2 separate regions of the Homo sapiens genome follow, and region 1 is linked to region 2. A link is a contact called in ENCODE Hi-C or POLR2A ChIA-PET data. All regions are on one chromosome and are shown on one strand. Each heading gives the region's core, a stretch centred on a gene start or an enhancer-like site at or near the end of the contact. The rest is flanking DNA. Distances are from core to core; before and after follow the strand shown.

Region 1 (4,879 bases), core at 1,032-3,531, 77 kb before region 2:
TGCACCACACCCAGTTAATTTGTTAAACAGTTTTGTAGAGATGGGCAGGGCTGGGTCTCACTTTGTTGGCTGGGCGGGTGTTGAACTCCTGGGCTCAAGCAATCCTCCCGATTTGGCCTCCCAAAGTGCTGGGATTATAGGTGTGAGCCACTGTGTCCAGCCAAGGAGGCTGTTTGAACTACATGATTGAAAACACATTTGCAAAAGTAGTTTTAGGGTATTTTTTAATTGCCTCTGGTTTGAACTGAATGGAAAAATCTTGGCTGATTTCAATGTATAGATCTTCAAAAGAAGTTTAAAAGGATAGTAAGATCTGTTTTAAATGTGCACGTGTGTCTGAAGGCTGGTTAAGGAAATCATAACAGGGTTTGGGACCGATTAGCCAGCCGTTCTTCAGCCCCAAGGTCCTCAAAACACTCAGATTTGAAGATGATCCCGTCTTGTTCCGTGGTCTCGTCCGCTCCTCCACGGTCATTCTTTTCGAACCTGGCCGCCAGTATGTGCCCTGAGAGTCTATTTCTCTTGTAAATCATTGTAATATTCTTGACTTTGGTTTAAATAAAAAAAAAGAAAGCTGCATCAGGCTTAACCTCCATTTCTGTGAGTTTAGAATGTCTTACGAGAGTCTGAGTATGTAGCTTGGAATTTTGGTTAGTTAACTTTTCTCAGGCTTGAAATACCTTTTCAAACTCAGCTGAGACAGACTACCCTGTCACTTCAGTTCATTATGGTTAATATTATAAATTGTTAATAAATTCTAAGTCACAGATAGGAACGTGTGGCTGAAAGGAGACTTGGAGAGGGCGGGACCCTGTGGGGTGGAGGCAGGGCCACAGGCTCTCCACACGCCAGGAGCCAGCAGCCTGGCCGAGGCGGCTTTCCTCCTTATGCTCCTGTGTCCTGAGGTTGTTCCCCAGGGGCGAGGGAAGGCTGCTGTGCTGGGTGGGTTCTGTGTCTGGGGCGGCCCTAACTCCAGGTGCTTGAATCTCCAGTGAACTTTGAGGCGCTGATCATCACCATGTCGGTAGTCGGGGGAACCCTCCTCCTGGGCATTGCCATCTGCTGCTGCTGCTGCTGCAGGAGGAAGAGGAGCCGGAAGCCGGACAGGAGTGAGGAGAAGGCCATGCGTGAGCGGGAGGAGAGGCGGATACGGCAGGAGGAACGGTGAGGTGGTGGTGATGCCCGCTGGGAAGGTTACTTCGAGGGGATTCAGATCTGCAAGGCCATGGAAATCACATGGATACATCCTGAGTTTTCCTCAGTTTTTAGAAATTAAGAATGTGTATAGTGCCCAGGGGATCTTCTAGGTCGTGGTAGAGAGCGAGAGACTGTGATGGGAACCTAGCAGTGGCTGCGAACCTTGCTTCTATAGGCTTCCTCGCCCGGTGTCCTCCCATCGGTGCAGTAAGGCTGAGTCTGTGCGCGGTGACACGGGTGTGTGACGGCTGCTAAGGCGGCTCGTCCAGGCCCAGCATTTGCCAAGAGCAAGCTGAGGCTCAGAGGGGACAGCGTCTGACTGTGGCTGGGTCAGCTCTCCTGTCGCCCTTTCCCTGGTGACACAGCACTCTCCTGAGTGCTTGCTGGGGCTCTGGGGCAACCCCAGGAGGAGGTGGTGTAATCCACACCTGGCAAAGGAGAGGACCTGAGGGGCCAACTGTCAGGTTGGCGGCGGGCGAGGGTGGAAGCGGGACAGATTTTCCATGTAGTCACCTTGAAGTCACATGCTACTAAGTAAAAGCTGACAATCGCATTTTCCTCACCATCTTCAGAACCTGGTGTATGATTTTTACTGTGTTTTCTTTGTATGAAAAAAGCTTTTTAAAAATCACGGTATTGGGCATTTGAATTGCTTTTATTGAAAAGAGTAGAGTAATACATTGGAACGGCCTTTGAAGACTGGGTTCGTTGTCACCTTGCCTGTCCTGGTGGGTATGTGGCCTGATGACCAAGCTTGTCCTCACCCTGGTTTCACTCTGGGAACTGGAGGGAAGCCACCAGAAGAAACCTGGCGCCCCCACTGAGGGACACGGAAGGGCGTGTCTAGCAGTTACACCACCGTGCGCTGTCGTTTGGTGCTCATAATGTTCCTCTGTGTTTTAGGAGAGCAGAGATGAAGACAAGACATGATGAAATCAGAAAAAAATATGGTAAGGACTGGTCACGCCTCCTTTTTGTCTGGTTGGGAGGCGATGGCACGCTGTCTCGGTCCTCGTTAGTGCCAGTGTGGCCTGAGATGGGGCTGTGGGTTCACCCATCGGAACAGAAGGACGTCTCTCCAGAGAGGAGCAGCTGGCGGTTGTCCCCAGCGGTTCTGTGGTGAACTCACTCCTAAGAATATCTTTATCTCAGCCAGTCGTCTTCATGAAGTCTGTTTTCTCAGATAGCTGTTTGCTTATCGAGTCCCAAGACTTCTGGGCTGGAAGTCTGCAGCTGTTCTGCCGTCGTGTTTGGCTTCCTGTGGGCACGCCTGCGTAGCCGAGGTGCTGTGAGTTTCAGGGCGGCCCTCTCATCCTCGGGAGCGTTGCTCGTTGCCATCTTCTGAGTGTGGCAGGCGCTCCTTCCAAGCACTCCCCAGCACCGGCCCTGCTCCTTCTCGCCCAGCCTCGGCGTTCTGTTCTTGTTTGGTTGTGTCTGGAGAGATTTTGGAGAGGAGCTTTGAAGGAGCCAGAATGAATGTATTTGCCAAGTGTAAACCTTTTATTTAGTTGGAGTGAATTGGAAATACACATTACGTTATCTATACTCCCCCAAACCACGTGATGTTCACTGCTTAACACTGAACACCACCACCCAGCCGTGCTTCGTTGATTCTGTATGATTTTAAAGTCCGCAAAGAGTCTAGTGTCTCCCGCGCTGGGTTTGTGGTTGTGTGGTGTCATGGGCGTCTCCCGCGCTGGGTTTGTGGTTGTGTGGCGTCATGGACATGGTGGGAACTGACTCCTCGCCTGTGCGAGGTGCGTGGTCCTGGGTTCATGGCAGCCGTGGGCCTCAGGAATCTGTCGTCCTGCGCCCACGGTGCTTTCCTTGAAGCAGTATATTAAAGGCTAAACCTAATTGGAAAATTTCAGAGCCTTTTCTGACTAATGCACGTGTTTTGAGTCTTCTGTTTGTTTTAGGGAATATCATATATTTGTGGTATTTTAGGGTCCCACCCACTGGGGGCATGAGGACGTCGCTGCGGTTCTCGGTCATCGGGTGGGGGGTGGACGGCAAAGCCCAGCAGCCACTGTGAGCGGCGCCTCCGTCAGGTGCAGGTGATTGGCGTTGGGTTCCCTCTCATGGGGGCTGCAGAGGCCCCATGCTGCTGGTGCCCTGGACTGTAAACGCTGGGTGGCTCTGCCCACTGGCCGGGACGTCCCCTCCCTGTCAGTTCTGGCCTCCTTGGAAAGTCACCTCCATGTGACTGTGCTGTGACCTGAGGCCACGTGAGTCCTGCCGGTCTCGAAGTGTCGGCTTGGGGGCGTGAGGCTGCCTTGGCTGCTGGCCTCGAGATGCCCAGTGGCTGATAGAGGCTTTTTCCTATGTGTTCCCGCCCATCAGTCTCCTGAGTGCCGTGTGCTTGGGCGCTGACTCTCTGGGTTCTCTTCACTGCTGCCTTGTCCTTGCCCCACCCTCTCTGTCGCCTGTTGTTTCCCGGTGTGTGTCTGGAGTGGGTGGTGACCGGGTACCTGCGTGTGACTGTCATAAGGAGCAGCACCAGGGTTGCCCTCCTCAGCGAGTGCATGCCTGTGTACGTGGAGCGTGGGCCCAGCAGCATCTCTGCAGGCCTTGGCTGGAGGCATTGTGCTTTCCTTGAAATGGAAGAGTCAAGAGCTTTTTGGCACCTAATTTTTTTTTTTTTTTTTTTTTGAGACGGAGTCTCACCTTGTCGCCCAGGCTGGAGTGCAGTGGCGCGATGTCAGCTCACTGCAAGCTCTGCCTCCCAGGTTCACACCATTCTTCTGCCTCAGCCTCCTGAGTAGCTGGGACTACAGGTGCCCACCACTACGCCCAGCTAATTTTTTGTATTTTTTAGTAGAGATGGGGTTTCACTGTGTTAGCCAGGATGGTCTCAATCTCCTGACCTCGTGATCCGCCCGCCTCGGCCTCCCAGAGTGCTGGGATTATAGGCATGAGCCACCACACCCAGCCAGACTAATGTTAATGTAAATAAAAGACAAGGTGGATACACACACACGCACACGCGCACACACGCACACACTGCCCAGCACCTGTTATCACCAAGCACAAGCTGTGTTTAAGTTGCTCGACCTTTACTGTGCCCTGACTCCCAGCGGGTGTGAGGCTGTGGGTGGCCGGCCAGGCTCTTGGAGTGGTGTCTTCTGTGTCAGGGCCCTGATTGACTTGCACTTGCCATTTTGGTGGTTAATTTGGCCCTTTAATTGCATTGATGAAATGAGCTTTTTGTGCCAGTTTGTAATAAAGCCATTGAATGGCCTGTGCTTTGGAAAGCCTCGGCTAGTTAGAAGAATTCCTAGGAATTCCTGATGGGAGAGTGCGAGAAAGCATGTGAGTCCACCTGGTGCAGTTATATAAAATACCAGCACGCACGCAAAAACCCTTCTTTTGGTTTTGGTTTTCCCTCTAAACTGGAAGTAGACTCAGGAGCGAGTTTTTCAATAAGAACTTAACCAGCCTCCTTGCTAGTATCTGATGACTCTTTCCCAAAACCGACTTTGAGCCTCACTCCCAAAGCCTGATGCCTGTGGCCCTCCTTGACAGGCAAGAAAGAAACATGGCTAGGCCCTTCCTTACCATCCCTCTGCTTCCCCGCCGCCTCTTCCACCCAGCCCCCAGAATACATGCAGTGAGTAGCTTTGTTGTAATCGCTGCAGATAATTTTAGTGTACAATACAGATTGTTAAAGGGAGAGAGAGGC
Region 2 (4,976 bases), core at 376-2,875:
ATTGAGCAAATACCATTTGGCTCATTCCAAAAACACTACCCAGACATTTTTTCTTATTCTGGACTCAGAGGTGCCAGAAATATTGAGTGCTGGCAAGCATTCCTGACATATGAACAGTGTTACTTTTAAAGATAGTATCTTTATGTGCCTGACTTCTGATTTCGCAGTTTGAACTGTGTTCTCTTAACTCTAATACTAAATTGATCTAGGACCTTGACTAAGTCATTTCATCCTTGGATTTTCCAGCCTTGCTTGACAGTAAAATGAAAACCACAATCCTTGGTGCCCTTTCATCAGAGGGCGTGTGGAGAATGAATGGGTGGTGGTTATCGTTTGCTCTGAGCTCTTGTACTGGACAGGAGGCTCGGGGTGGCCACGCCTCACTCTGATACATGGTGTGTGCCCACCCTGTGTTGAGAAGGCGGGGCTTCAGGAATGTGTTTGTTCAGGCCATTGCAGGGGGAGCAGAGTAACCCAGGCTTGAGGCGTCCCCAGGCTGCCGGGCGCTGGGTGCCAGTGTGGGCCGGGGGGGGTACTCATCCGGGCACTGTCCTCTCCAGCGCGGCTGTTGTACCAGTAGCAAGAGCTCATGCTCGTGCCTCCCTCGGTGGCGTTCCCTGTGCTGGTCATGCTGAGGCTCTGGGGACTGTCACACAGTACCCCCCCCCCACCCCAGCTCCCCAAAACAAAGTGGCCATATTCGCTATCTTCTTCTGAAAAGGTAGCAAAGACAGTTTTCAGAATCAAAATTTGTCTTTTAGATTGAAAAATCTTGTCTCCATGAAGCAATCACTGCTTTGTTCTCTTCTGACTGTTGCCCGCAGATCAGCCCTGCTAGGGCCATGAGCCGTGCTGGCATCTGCTGTTGCTGCCGACAGCCCTGAGTGCCGCCTCCAGGTGAAAGCTAAAGCTCTTCGTTCAGTTTCTTTTTGATTTTTGTCTTTTTCCTTTAATTATAGAGATAAATATTTCCAAGTCTGTTGTTATTAATTTCACTGAACCAAGATAATTTTAAGATTTTTAAAACAAATTTTTACTTTTAAGAAATCTATTTTTTAACTGAAGATTTAAAACGTATATTTTTTTAAATTATTTTTTTCCTGTGCCATATCCTGGATTCTTTCTGAAGGCAGTAGGTCTGGTGTGGACTGTCCTCTGCTCATCCAGGCCTCGGCCCCTGCACGACTGTTCTTTCTGCCTTAGCCTTTGTTGTTAGAGGAGCAGAGCTGTTTAGGAAGGGACTTGTTCTTTCAGTTCGTAGACGGAGAACGGGTTTACTGACCTATTTATTGATCTGATGAGTCACACCCAGTGCAACTTCCACTGTTTCGTTGTCTGCCGCTGTCATTCAGCAGTCCTGCTTCCTTATCAAAGAAAGATGGTGCAAGATCTTTTAGAACTCCTCCAATGTGTGTTTTATTAATGTGATTTGTAGGAGAAGAGGAGTTCGTCCCTGGTGTGAAGGTACAGGCATAGTGGCTGACACTCTTCCTCTCCTGTGGCCATCATGCCTTGAACTGTTGGTCAAGATAGTGTTAATTTATACTTGTTGGGTTTTAAACCTTAAGCAGGATTTCTGAAATGGTTTCATCTATTTCTTCCATTTACACGTGAGGAAAGTATAGGTCCAGGGAGACTCAGTGCCTGTGTCTGTGCCCATGACGGGGAGTTGCTCCAATGTTGCATCAGTGGGATGAGGCACAGCACATGGGCCTGCAGGTGCAGCCTGGAGTGGTGGTGCCTGTGTGCCTAGCCTTTCACCGAGCATGCAGCAGTGATCACATGTGCTCTTCATCTGCTTCTTGAAGGTTGCAAAGATGCCTTCTTGGGCACGTTTAAAAATTAAAAATCACCTTTGAAATACAACTCTTAGCCCCACATCTGTTGAAATACAATGTAATCTTGCTATACCCTGTGCCGTAATTCATACCCTTATCCTAAAATGTGATTGTACCACATCTGCAGAAAAAACTCCCAGATCTTAGAGCATTGACATTAGTTCTTTTCTCTGATCTCCTTCTTATCAAGAGGTTCTGCTGCTTGACTCTTAACCTTCATAAATGTGAAAACTGCCTGGAATTCAGTCTTTGTACTTGTACCTAAGATTTAGACCAGATTGAAACTGGAGAATGGGACATTGCTTTCCACTGAAAAGAAAGTACCAATTCATTGTTACTTAGATAATCTTTTTGTGTGCATTTTTATTATTTATTTTTATTTTTGTTTATTTTTTGAGACGGAGTCACGCTCTGTCGCCCAGGCTTGAGTGCGGTGGCGAGATCTTGGCTCACTGCAACCTCCACCTCCCAGGCTCAGACGATTCTCCTGCCTCAGCCTCCCAAGTAGCTGGGATTACAGTCATGCGCCACCACACCCAGCCAATTTTTGTATTTTTAGTAGAGACAGGGTTTCACCATGTTGCCCAGGCTGGTCTTGAACTCCTGACCTCAGATGATCTGCCTGTCTCGGCCTTCCAAAGTGCTGGGATTACAGGCGTGAGCCACCGCACCCGGCCTCACGTGCATTTTTAAAGTGGTAAAAATGTTCTTAACCCATTTGTCAATTGTGGTCGACGTTGAAAAATGTACTTTGAAGTTCAGTCTACGTATTTTATATCTTCTAGGGGCCCAGAAGACACCTGCTTTGAGTTTGGTGTTTTTCCTGCCATCCTGAGTTTCCCACTTGATTACCCGTTAAGTCCCCCAAAGATGAGATTTACCTGTGAGATGTTTCATCCCAACAGTAAGTGCTTTTGGAAGTAGTTTTTGTGGTACCAGGATAGGTACGGAGATAATATTATCAGCCACCTGAAATGTGGTATATTCTATATGTCTATGATGTAGATCTTTAGAAAACACTTCTTATGTTTTGAAATTCAGCCAAGTAAGCATGGTGGTATTAAGCACATGATTTCAATTTTGAAGGTCAGTTTAATATAGATAAAAGACAACAGGCACCTAAAACCGGATGCCATTTGACCCAGCCACCCTACTTCACTGGGGAGGAAGTTTTACACATGGGTGTGTGCTCAGAAGGGGTTATGCTAATCTTTGTCATAGTGTTATTTGTAATGGTGAAAATTTTGACTTAACCTGGGTTTTTAACACAAGAATAAATTAAGTTATATATTGTATTAGTCTGTTGTCACGCTGCTAATAAAGACATATTCAAGTCTGGGTAATTTATAAAGGAAAGAGATTTAATGGACTCACAGTTCCACATGGCTGGGGAGACCTCACAATCATGGCAGAAGGCAAAGGAGAAGCAAAGGCACATCTTAGTGGCGGCAGGCAAGAGAGTGTGTGCAGGGGAACTGCCCTTTACGGAACCATCAGATCTCGTGAGACTTGTACACTATCACGAGAACAGCACGGGAAAGATGTGCCTCCATGATTCAGTACTTCCCACTGGGTCCCTCCCATGACATGTGGGAATTATGGGAGCTACAATTCAAGATGAGATTTGGGTGGGGACACACCCAAACTATATCATATATGTTAGAATGTGATGTAGATTTTTTAAATGATCTAAAAGAAGAATCAATGATACAAAGTAGTATTTGTGTTATATTGACTGGGAAAAGCAGTAGCACTGTTATAATTTCCTCTTGAAAAAGAAATTCACATGTAAATGTATATATAACTGGAAAAGTAAGCACAAAAATGTTAAAAGTGATTCTTTTTTCAGATTGAAATTTTTTTTCCTTTTTGTAAATCTTTTTTTGCCCTAAAATTAATATATATTAATTTTAAAAGGAGGAAAAAAATAAGGTCATTTAAGTGAATTGTACTGTAGCTTATTTGAAAATGTGTCCAGTAGTAGGAATTGGAATTTCTGAACAGCTGTAGTTTTTATTTTTTCCTTTTACATTCTTCCTTTTACATCTTTGCCATAGGGGTTTTCAGGACTACCCCCCCACCCCCGGCCACTTCACTGGTGGAAATGCCGTCTGCCAATAGACTTGCTGTCCTAACCCTCGTTTAGGACTTCTCATTTACTGCAGATATTGGTACACATAGGTAGTGGGCGGCTGCCTGAGAGAGACCATTTGGTACTTCTTTTCTTATCTCAAAGCTGCTTCAGTCTTGTGTGCACAGGGGATGCTCAGAAGCGTGCCTTCTTTCAGGGAGACTGGCCATGCGCCTGAGTTAGATGATAACATGGAGGTTCATCACACGCTGTCTACTTGAGTGTGTTTTTGGAATTCTCCATAATAAAAAGTTAAAAAATACAATTGATAGGTAAGAGTAATTGAAGTAGTTTCAAATTGGTTAGCTATAAAATGCAACTATGAAGAGGATTGTAGGTAATTAAAATACTAAGATTGTATTGAGGAGAAATATATTATTCAGAACAATACCTGTGACATGGCATTAGTGACAAATATGACCAATAAACTGATTACCTTATGTGACTATGTACTACAGGTGGTCTGATTATTATTTTTAATGTTCTGGTAATTATTTTTAATGCTCAGATAATATAAATTTTTGCCTTACTGTAATTGGATTATTTTGATTTTTTAAAAATTATCTTTGAGAACTATAGGTCTACCAATATCATAAAAACTAGTCAATAAATACTTTAAAAACAATTCAACACACGTACTGAAAGTTGCTGGTATACAGTGGTGAGCAAATAATAGCAGACCTTCAGGAGCTTATATTCCAAGGACAGGGATGGACATTGATAGGAGAATCACACAAACAAAATGCAAAGTCACATCAGGAAGTTCTGGGCAGCACCTTGCAGAGGTGGTGGTTGGATGGACCATCTGTAGGGAGTGAAGCAGGAGTTACCTGAGTGATTCGGGGAGGAGGGGCCCTTCACATGTGCAAAGGCCCAGCGCAGGAAGTGACGGGAGAGGAAGGCCGGGGCCAAACTACCTCAGGCCTTTTGGTCAATACTGAAGGTTTTGATGTTTTCTCCTGGGAGTGGCGGAACTCCATTGAAAGACTCCAAGGGAGTGGCATGAC

What was found. Hi-C counts contacts between places; a loop is a spot of excess contacts on that map. ChIA-PET counts read pairs that join two places held with the same protein, here RNA polymerase II (POLR2A). Pooled maps may share reads with other maps.
Region 1: POLR2A ChIA-PET joins it to region 2 with 11 read pairs in activated CD4-positive, alpha-beta T cell. The contact joins two enhancer-like sites. A Hi-C loop is called at or near these places in 1 of 168 maps with a recorded cell type or tissue (HCT116) and 1 of 50 pooled maps. POLR2A ChIA-PET finds 5 or more read pairs at or near these places in 2 of 52 experiments (WTC11 and activated CD4-positive, alpha-beta T cell).

Annotation. Positions count from the first base shown.
Region 1 is chr21:44,852,478-44,857,356 of GRCh38, reverse strand. It overlaps PTTG1IP (PTTG1 interacting protein), which reads left to right. Exons shown (of 6, transcript NM_004339.4): 4 at 993-1,164; 5 at 2,101-2,147. Among named protein-coding and RNA genes, the nearest start is that of PTTG1IP, 19 kb to the left of the region's middle. Within about 2 kb of position 2,281, at least 5 of the 41 ENCODE cell types and tissues checked have a DNase peak (open chromatin) inside an H3K27ac peak, as active enhancers do.
Region 2 is chr21:44,775,065-44,780,040 of GRCh38, reverse strand. It overlaps UBE2G2 (ubiquitin conjugating enzyme E2 G2), which reads left to right. Exons shown (of 6, transcript NM_003343.6): 4 at 2,624-2,742. Among named protein-coding and RNA genes, the nearest start is that of UBE2G2, 24 kb to the left of the region's middle. Within about 2 kb of position 1,625, at least 3 of the 41 ENCODE cell types and tissues checked have a DNase peak (open chromatin) inside an H3K27ac peak, as active enhancers do.